2 separate regions of the Homo sapiens genome follow, and region 1 is linked to region 2. A link is a loop called in an ENCODE intact Hi-C map of the cell type or tissue named here. Cell type or tissue: endothelial cell of umbilical vein. All regions are shown on one strand. Each heading gives the region's core, and the rest is flanking DNA. Links, peaks and the distances in the headings are about the cores only.

What was found. Hi-C counts contacts between places; a loop is a spot of excess contacts. Peaks named below come from ENCODE experiments on the same cell type or tissue, not always from the same donor. Only the 100,000 strongest peaks of a DNase experiment are listed, where the experiment ranks them.
Region 1: a loop joins it to region 2, with 10 times the contacts of the local background. A loop is called at or near these places in 22 of 110 quality-filtered maps.

Annotation. Positions count from the first base shown.
Region 1 is chr1:211,695,891-211,701,379 of GRCh38, forward strand. No RefSeq gene overlaps it. Among named protein-coding and RNA genes, the nearest start is that of NEK2-DT, 23 kb to the left of the region's middle. RefSeq lists a silencer at 3,076-3,135. In endothelial cell of umbilical vein, for the core only: a CTCF peak has its summit at 2,769 (motif pointing right); a DNase peak (open chromatin) is centred at 2,801; H3K27me3 peaks cover 496 bases.
Region 2 is chr1:212,366,006-212,371,256 of GRCh38, forward strand. All of the region lies in intron 7 of PACC1 (proton activated chloride channel 1), which reads right to left. Among named protein-coding and RNA genes, the nearest start is that of SNORA16B, 16 kb to the left of the region's middle. RefSeq lists enhancers at 1,100-1,685, 1,686-2,269. In endothelial cell of umbilical vein, for the core only: a CTCF peak has its summit at 2,181 (motif pointing left); a DNase peak (open chromatin) is centred at 2,156.

The DNA.
Region 1 (5,489 bases), core at 218-5,217, 670 kb before region 2:
TGCCAGAGCTGGACCTACAGTTCTGCCTGATTCCAAAGTTCAAATCTTAACCACTGCTAAAGAAATAAAGCGGTATATATACATATATACATATACACACACACACATACATACATACATACATATGTATATATATATATATACACACACATATACATGCATACATATATATATATATATATATATTTTTTTTTTAATTGAGACACGGTCTCACTCTGTTGCCCAGGCTGGAGTGCAATGGTGCAATCATAGTTCACTGCAGCCTCAAACTCCTATACTCAAGCAATCCTCCCACTTCAGCCTCCTGAATAATTGTGATCACAGGCACACACCACCATGCCCAGCTAACTTTTTATTTTATTTTATTTTTGTAGAGGCAGGCTCTCGTTATGTTGCCCAGGCTGGACTCAAACTCGTGAGCTCAAGCAATGCTTCTACCTTGGCCTCTCAGAGTGCTGGGATTACAGGTGTGAGCCACCATGCCTGGCCTCATATATTTTATAAATATGAAGGCTCTCTGTACCTCATCCCAAAGGGTGTGGTTTATTACCATCTCTCAGGATTTTACACACTCAGGAAACCCACATACTTCGAGTTCTAGGAACCAAACCCATAGGCCAGAATATGGCTGCCCTCCAAAAAGTACTGTGTGCAGTCTTTGTTGTGAAGTGCCTTCTCAGGGTGGCCCCAAGGTTTTCCCAGACTCTTCCATATTGGTGAGGTTCTGTGTGTCTCCAGGGCTGTCAGAGCCCTCATGCCTCAGCCATCCCTGTAAGGGCAGGAGGACAGGCACAGACAGGTAGACACTGACTCCCTTTCTACCTAGGTCACATGGCACATGGCAGGGCAGACAGGACCACATCCAGACCAGGGCTGTGGTCACCAGGGAAGTCCATTAAACCACTGCATTATGTGACATTCTCTAGAAGGCACCTGGGCAGGGAGGCCAGGGCAACTTAGGTTTAGGGCCAGGTTAACTGCCATGGCTTTTGGGGAGAGAAAGTGACCTAAAATATATAGATACAGGAATTTAATACAAATATGACAGCACACACTTGAATATGATTTGTAGGTTCTGACAACTCAGATGAACCTGGCTTTTCATGAAATCAGCGCTAACCAAAGCGGGCATGTATAGCAATGGGAGCCCTTTCCTTCATCCCAACCTAGATCATTCCCTAATCCCTTTTCTATCCCATCCCACTCAGAACTCAGCTCTCAAGAAGCTCAGTTTCATGATGACCTTGAATTTAATCTACCTTCCCTCGGTGCTTTAAGAGTATTTTTTCTACACTAGATTGATTTACAATGCCTTGTTTGTTTCTTTGTAAGCATTCTTGAGCCTTTCTCAGGCGTCTATGTCAAGGCTTTACCTAAACTAATTGTATTGGGCCACAGCTGTGCACAGGGTAACCAAGAATTCTGGTCTCCCTGGGACCATCCCAGGTTTCAAGTCTGGGCAAACCTCTCAGCCCCAAGAAAACCAAGAGGGTTGGTCAGCTTAGCTATGAAGCTCCTCTTCAGAAGCCTTTCCAGCTGGTCATAGCTAGAGCAGTATTGTCAGTAAGTGGTGTAGACCCTCACATGTGGTCCTTGGAGAGCAACAAGGTGTCCCCTGGGAGCTTATTAGACATGCAGACTCTCAGGCCCCACCCGGCCCTGCTCATCAGAATCTGCTCTTCAGCACAGTCCCTGGGGGCTCCTATGCTTGTCACAGTGGAGAACAGCTGTGCTGGTGGGGAGACTTCCTGCTGAGAAACACAGTGTGGATGACATCTGCTTTTGAGGCACACTTCCAGGGGAGTCCCCCATTTGAACTTAGCCCAAAGCTTTTGGGAAGCCAGTAAAGCACTAGACTAGACCAATTTGAAACCATCCTAACTGGGGCAGAGATCAGTGATAGTCTCCAACAAGGCTCAGGAGGGCTGCAGGCATGTAGGGCACCCAGCAGAGCCCCCACACAGGCCTTTTCTCTCTGAGAATGCAAGGGAAAGAGAGGAATGGCCTCATATCTGCTCTAATTATACATACATATATATATATGTGTGTGTGTGTATCTCTATATATACACATTATATTATATATATACATTATATTTTTTATATGTGTGTGTATATATATATATATATATATATATGAAATTTTTTTTTTTTGAGACAAGATCTCAGTGTTGCCTAGGCTGGAGTGCTGTGGAGCAATCACAGCTCACTGCAGCCTTGACCTCCAGGCTCAAGCAATCCTCCCACCTCAGCCTCTCCAGTAGCTGGGACTACAGGCACTCGTTGCTAGGCCTGGCTAATTCGCTTTTATTTTTAGTAGCGACGGGGTCTCACCATGTTGCCCAGACTGGTCTCAAGCTCCAGAGCTCAAGTGATCCTCCTGCCTCAGCCTCCCAGAGTGCTGGGATTACAGGCGTGAGCCACTGCCACGGGCCTCTAATTTGCATATAATGACAAATGATTCACAGGTGTTGGCACCTTAACTATTGTTAGCTAGAAGTTATTTTTGACACCTCATTTCTGATCTTAATACCCTGCAGTTCTCAACTTGGGTGTTTATCAGAAGCTCTATAGAGCTTGTTGTTGTTGTTTTAAAATGCCTGGGGCACACCTCATACTTCCTGATTCAGGGTCTGTGGTGAGGGTCCAGGTTTCTGTAATTTGGGGATGTCCCCGGGTGGTTCTGAGGGGCACCCAGGGACAAGGCCACCAGGAGAGGATCCTGCGCCGCGTTCAGCCCTGGCCTCTCGCTGCCATGCTGCCTGTAACCAGGTGGGGGCGCCCTCTCCCTCCTGGAGCTGAAGGGACAGCGCCGCCGCTCACCTACCTGGACCCGCACGCTCTTTTTTGCAGAGGGAGGGAGGTGTGGTTTATGAGTCTGGACTCCGGAGAACTCAAACCCTCGGGAGGCCTAGAGACTGCGCAGTGTCCGGATATAGAAATATTGACCCCGTTACTGAAACAGTAACAGCAGACTGCAGCTTTTCATGCACAGAGATGTTCCCGAAGGTGCCACGGGGCCTGTTGGCCCAGGCCTGGGAGTGCTTTCTCAGAGCCCTTCACTCTGCACTTCAGTTTCCGCCCCCCGCCCCCCGTCCCCCGCCCGCTATGACTTGACTTTGAGAAGAGCTCAGGTGAGGTGAAGGCTCAGTGCAGGACTGTGGGACTTTTTCTCATAAAGTGTCATGAAAGCTCCTCCTAGGAGCCTTTGTGGACACAGCCTCCCCTACGGTGCCCTTGGGGCTTTAGAGGTGAGCTTCCAGGGGCCGGGCGACCCGCACTCCCTTCCCTCTAGACCAGATGGAACTGAAGGCGCTGCGGCTGAGGAGCTGCCTGTGGAGCACAGAGCGGGGCACAGCGACAGAGAGGGCAGGCAGGGGGCCTGGCTCCAGCCCCGGCTTCCTAGGAAGTTGTGACCCTACGGCCCTCTCGGGACTCAGCTGTCCTTTCCATGTAGGATGGGTTGGTGCAGGTGATCTCCGCCTTGTGCTCTGGCTTCAGCAAGCCGTGATTCCCCGAGTGCTTTCATGTGGAGAAGGGTCCCTGTCCGCTAATGCCCCGGCAGAGAATACACGCAGGGCACATGCGTGCAAACAGACTTAGGACCCAGGTTCTGAGGAGTACGTTCCGGAAAGCTCATCTGCCCTTCTTCCCTGCTGGAGGCACAGGCCACTCCCACCCCAGCAATGGTCCCAACACTGGGGACTCTCACCCATCAATGTCCTTGATGTGCCAGGCACTGTGCAAACTCTTTGCACATGAATCTCACTCCACCCTTCCCACAACTCCATGAGGAAGTATCACTATCCCCATTTTGTTTTATCTTAGTTTTAGAAGACAATTTTTATGTCAGTTTAAGCTATCAAATGTACCAGGTCTGCTGAAATGTATAATTTTTGCCTTTTTCCCTGTTGGACTAAAATAGGGCCAATTGTGTCACCATTTGGCTTATAAAGTATCAAGCATTTTTCCATTAAGAATGAACAGATCACCGGGTGTGGTGGCTCATGACTGTAATCCCAGCACTTTGGGAGGCAGAGGTGGGCGGATCACAAGGTCAGGAGTTCGAGACCAGCCTGGCCAATATGGTGAAGCCCTGTCTCTACTAAAAATACAACAATTTGCCGGGCATGGTGGCGTGCACCAGTAGTCCCAGCTACTCGGGAGGCTGAGGCAGAAGAATTGCTTGAACCTGGAAGGCAGAGATTACAGTGAGCCCAGATCGCGCCACTGCACTTCAGCCTGGGTGACAGAGCAAGACCCTGTCTCAATAAGAAAAGAAAGAAAGAAGGAAGGAAGGAAGGAAGGAAGGAAGGAAGGAAGGAAGGAAGGAAAGAAGAAGAAGAAAAAAGAAAAGAAAAGAAAAAAAGAATGAACAGATCTCCCCAGCACTTTGGGAGGCCCAGGCAGGAGAATCGCTTGACCCCAGGAGTCCGAGACCAATCTGGGCAACATAGTGAGACCCTGTCTCTACAAAAAAAGTTTAAAATTAGCTGGATGGGGTAGCACATGCCTGTGGTCCCAGCTACTCAGGGGAGCTGAGGAAGGAGGATCTCTTGAGCCTAGAAGGTCCAGGCTGCAGTGAGCCAAGATTGCACCACTGCACGGCACTCCAGCCTGAGAGATAGATCGAGACTCTGTCTCAAAAAAAAAAAAAAAAAAAAAAAAAAGATGAACAGATCTCAAGGTGGGACCAAATTAAGATTGGATTTTAAATCATCACCAAGTATTTAACACCTCTTTATCACATAACTGATTACCCTTAGAGGAAACTGAACTCTTCTAGAACATCAGTTACAGGCATGATTCAGTGTGACAGTGCATCGCAAAACAATGAATTCTAGGGTTTTTTGGTTGGGTTTGGTTGTTTGGCTGGTTGGTTTTTGTTTAGTTTTGTTTAGTTTTGTTTTGTGGGATTGGTTGTTTTGTCTGGTTTTGTTTGTCAAAAATTCTGGACATAAATGGCTCAAGATTTTGCTTAAAACTGCTGGAGCATCATCAATATATATTATTTCAAACTGCACCCTCACCTGCCCCACCCACCCTTCAGCCTCTGGGAATGGGAGTTGGGTGCTGGATTTTGAGGTCTGTGAAAACTCTTGAACAGTGAGATCTGATGAGCTTCTAGACTACAGAACACATGGAGGTGCTGGAGGGTGGGTGCCCAGAGAGGACGTGGAAGCCCTACCCCCTGCCCCACCCCTACCTCGCCCTATCCATCTCCCATCTAACTGTTCCTGAGTTGTGTCCTTTATAATAAGCTGGTAAATGTAGTGTTTCTCTGAGATCTGTGGGCCATTGAATCTGTGGGCCATTCTAGCAAATTATTGAGCCCAAGGGAGGGGGCCATTGGAACCGCTAACTTATAGCTGTTTGGTCAGAAATACCTGAGACCCAGACTTGCCATTGGCATCTGCAATGGGGGCAGTCTGGTGGGACTGAGCCCTGAAAGTGTGGGATCTGACAGGAGCTGCAGCTTGATAGTGTCAG
Region 2 (5,251 bases), core at 1-5,000:
AGGATTCCTGCCTCCAGTCCTCTGCTCTTTTCCCCATCTACGATGCTTTCCTCCTGTCTAGGTTTACTCATCCTTCAAAGTCTCAGAGCTTTCCCTGACCACTAAGCTAAAACCCTTTCTGGACTTCAGCAGAGCTATTTATCCTATGAATGCCCTTCACAGTTCCTTATGGTCTGGAATCAATAATTTAAAACAATAGGATTGTTCTCTCACTAACTCTTGAAGGCAGAGTTGTAACTCTTTAAGGCAGAGTTCTTATCTTGGATTTCTGACTTCCACAACCTGGTAAGAATACTTTTTTTTTTTTTTTTTTTTTGAGATGGAGTCTCACTGTCGCCAGGCTGGAGTGCAGTGGCGCGATCTCAGTTCACTGCAACCTCCGCCTCCCGGGTTCAATCTATTCTCCTGCCTCAGCCTCCCGAGTAGCTGAGACTACAGGCACATGCCACCACGGCCGGCTAATTTTTTGTATTTTTAGTAGAGACGGGGTTTCACCATGTTGGCCAGGATGGTCTCGATCTTATGACCTCGTGATCCGCCTGCCTCAGCCTCCCAAATAAAATACTTCTAAGCTCAATTTAGCAGGGTGACCTTAGTATGCATTTCATTGTTCACATATGAAAATGGTGATACCACCACTTGACTGCTGTGAAGCTGAGTAAAGCATGCCTCGGGTACTGGGCTCCACTTGGCCCATAATAGGTACCTCATACTGAATATAGTAGGTTAAAAAATGTTTTATCACACATTACACAACGAGCTGCAAGCCCTTCTCCCCAGTCTTGATTCAATAAGCCTCTGCACATCCCTCTTCATACAAAGCCTTGCCAGTCCATAATTAATAGTGGTAGTGGGTGATAGCAGAGCAAGCACATCCGTATCACAGAATCCCCACCTGGGGGTGGAAGCTTACACGTTTGGGTCTCAGCTATGAAACAGTTTCCTGTAAGCCATGATCACATCAGGATATATTATGATGACATGAATGCCAATCAATACTAGATTTAGGCCTGGCTCTGGTGGACGGTGTGTCTTAAATGTTCCTTTAGCAAAGCTGTCCAATTATTCCTCCCCTTCCAAGATCATGAGTCAGAATTTGACGTTAGAGGAGGTGGAGCCAGATGGCTAAAGAGAACCCTCCAGCGATAGTCCTCTGCAGCAACACCAAACTCAGCTATCCATGTAAGAAAGTATCTACACAAGAGCCAAAAAACCAGGTGAGAGATCACAGTATCTGGTTTAGTATAATAACAGGAAAAGACACACTGAAGAAGAGTAGAAAGGAGGGTCTCACGCTGCCTACACACCCCTCCCCCAACCTTAGGCAGTGCAGCAGAGAGAATCTGTGAGCTTGGGAGAGGGAAGTGAGTCTGGAACTTGCATTGGAACTTCACAAGGGAAAACAGCACCAGGCAGAATTCTGAGGCCCTGATTCCAGGCTAGAGCCCGTGAAAAGAGTATTAGGCCCACCCCAGATCAGAGGGGCATCTACCACCCCAGTGGGAGGAAACCAAGTCTGGGCCCACTTTACAATAGACTAAAGTGGCCTTAGGCCCCAAATAATTTCAGTGGCAGCCAGGCCATAGCAACCACAGCTCTGATACTGCACTGGTCTGGGAGTCTGTGGGTTTGGGGTGTGATCCAGCATGACACCAGCTGCCTCAACTCCAGGCAGTGCAGCATGGTGGAACACTCCTGCTTGGGCAAAGGAGAGGGAAGAGTATGAGGGACTTTGCCTTGGAACCTAGTACCAGCCCTGCCACAGCACCAGGAAGAATCCCGAATCCCCTAATTATAGGCTATTGCTCCCAAATGGCACTTCTAAACCCACCCTGGCCAAAAGGCAATCGGCCACCCTAGCAGGATGGACCCAAACCCCAGCCAGCTTCACCACTGGCTGACTAAAGTGGCCTTAAGCAAACCCCAGTATTGCATTGGTTTAGGAGGGACCCAGGGTGGTGCCAGCTGTGACAGCCATGGGAGTACCTGCCTTACCCCTCCCCAACTCCAGGCAACTCAGAGCAGAGAGACTCCTTCCCCTTGAGGGAAAGATAAGGGACTTTGCCTGGGAACCCCCAGGGCATTCTCTCTGATCCTCCCCAAGTACATCAGGGCTGGATATCTAGAAGTCTACAAGATAGTCACAGTGTAACTTGGCTTAGACTGCCCTCTAGTGCTGAAACAGCTGCAGTGACTGACTACACGCTTAGGGAACTCATCATCAGTCACCTTTCAATTTGTAGAAAATCTCCTGAAGATAGATGGGTATAAACAAGGGCAGACTGTGAAGACTGAAATAAACACCTAAATCTTCAATGCCCATAGACAGACGTACACAAGCACCAGAAAAGTTCAGAGAAATACAATCTCATCAAACAGACTAAGGTGCCAGTGACCAATCCGGGAGAGAGAGATGTGTGACCACTCAGGGAATTCAAAATAGATGTTCTGAGGAAACTCCAGGAACTTCAATGAAACACAAAGACTCAATTCAGAAATTTATCAAAGAAATTCAACAGAGATTAAAATAATTTTTAAAAATTCAAATAAAAATCCTAGAGCTGAAAAGTACAATTAACAGACTGAAAAATGCATCAGAGTGCCTCACAGAATTGATCAAGCAGAAGAATTAGTGAGCTTAAAGACAAATTATATGAAAATACACAAATAAAAAAAAAAGAATGAAGAACACTCACAAGGTCTAGAAAATAGCCTCAAAAGGGTAAATCAAGAGTCAATGGCCTTGGCCGGGTGCGGTGGCTCATGCCTGTAATCCCAGCACTTTGGGAGGCCGAGGCGGGCGGATCACAAGGTCATGAGATCAAGACCATCCTGGCTAACACGGTGAAACCCTGTCTCTACCAAAAATACAAAAAATTAGCCGGGCGTGGTGGCGGGTGCCTGCAGTCCCAGCTACTCGGGAGGCTGAGGTAGGAGAATGGTGTGAACCCGGGAGCTTGCAGTGAGCTGAGATTGGGCCACTGCACTCCAGCCTGGGTGACAGGGTGAGACTCCGTCTCAAAAAAAAAAAAAAAGAGGCAAAACAAAAATATAAATAGATATAATAAAAAGTCAAAATGTGAGGAGTATGGAGTTGAAGTGTAGTTTTAAAAGTTTTTTGTTTCTTTGTGATCAAAGTTAAGTTGTCCTCAATTTAAAATAACTTGTTTTAACTGCAAGATGTTTTTTATAAGCCTTATGGTAACCATAAAGCAAAAACCTATAATGGATATAATAAAAATAAAAAGTAAGGAATTTAAAGAGATAATCATTTATCCACAAAGACAGTAAGAAGAATGAAGTTACAAAACCAAAAAACAAAAAACGAAATAGCCGTAGTAAGTCCTTCTCTATCAGTAATAATATTGAATGTAAATGGACCAAATTCTTAAGACACAGTTGCTGAATTTATTAAAAAACAAGACCCAACGGTATGCTGCCATACAGCGTATAGTTCACCTGTAAAGATACACAGATTGAAAGTGAAGAGACAGGCCAGGCGTGATGGCTTATGCCTATAATCCCAGCACTTTGGGAGGCCAAGGTGGGCAGATTGCTTGAGATCAGGAGTTTGAGACCAGCCTGGTCAACATGGCAAAACCCTGTCTCTACTAAAAATACAAAAATGAGCCAGGTGTGGTGGCGCATGCCTGTAATCTCAGCTACTTGGGAGCCTGAGGCAGCAGAATCACTTGAACCCGGGAGGTGGAGGTTGCAGTGAGCCAAGATCATGCCACTGCACTCCAGCCTGGGCAAGAGAGCAAGACTCCATCTCAGAAAAAAAAAAAAAAAAAGTGAAGGGATAGAAAAAGACATCCCACACAAATGTAAATAAAAAAACAGGTTTAACTATACCTGTAACAGATAAAATAGACTTCAAGTCAAAAACTGGAAAAAGAGACAAATATCATTATGTAATGATGAGGGAGTCAATTCAACAAGAAGATACAACAACTGTAAATATGTATGCATCCAGTATCATCAAAGAAACCACATATATAAAGCAAATATTAATAGATCTAAAGGGAGAGACAGACTGCAATACAGTAATAGTAGGGGACATCAACGTCCGACTCACAAAAATGGACAGCTTATCTAGACAGAAAATCAACAAACATGGGATTTAAACTATACTCTAGACCAAATGGACCTAACTGACATTTACAAAACATTTCATCTGGCCAGGTGCGGAGGCTCACGCCTGTAATCCCAGCACTTTGGGAGATCAAGGTGGGCAGATCAGGAGGTCAGGTGATTGAGACCATCCTGGCTAACACAGTGAAACCCCGTCTCTACCAAAAAATACAAAAAAAATTAGCCGGGCCTGGTGGCAGGCGCCTGTAGTCCCAGCTACTCGGGAGGCTGAGGCAGGAGAATGGCGTGAACCCGGGAGGCAGAGCTTGCAGTGAGCCGAGTTCACACCACTGCACTCCAGCCTGGGCGACAGAACGAGACTCCGTCTCAAAACTCCAACTGCTACAGAATATACATTTTTCTCATCAGCACATGGAACATTCTCCAGGGGAGACCATATGTTGGGCCACAAAACAAGTTTCAACTAATTCAGAAAAATTAAAATCATATTAAGTATCTTGTCTGACCACAGTGGAATAAAACTAGAAATCAATAATGAGGAATTTTGGAAACTGTACAAATACATGGAAATTAAACATGATGCTCCTTAGTGACCAAAGGTCAATGAAGAAATTAAGAAGGAAATTTTAACATTTATTGAACAAATGAAAATGGAAACAATATACCAAAGCCTATGAGATACAGCAAAAGCAGTACTAAGAGGGAAGTTTATAATAAATGCCTACATCAAAAAAAGTAGAGATTTCAAATAAGCTAACGATCACCTCAAAGAACGAGAAAAGAACAAACCCAAATTTATCAGAATAATAATTATCAGAGCAGAAATAAATGAAACTGAAACTTAAATGAAAAGTTAGTTGTTTGAGGCCGGGCGCAGTGGCTCACACCTGTAATCCCAACACTTTGGGAGGCTGAGGCCGGCAGATCACAAGGTCAAGAGAACAAGACCATCCTGGCCAAAATGGTGAAACCCATCTCTACTAAAAATACAAAAATTGGCTGGGCATGGTGGCGGGTGCCTGCAATCCCAGCTACCTGGGAGGCTGAGGCAGGAGAATCGTTTGAACCCAGGAGGCGTAGGCTGCAATGAGCCAAGATCGCAACTGCACTCCAGCCTTGTGATAGAGCAAGACTCCATTTCAAAAAAAAAAAAAAA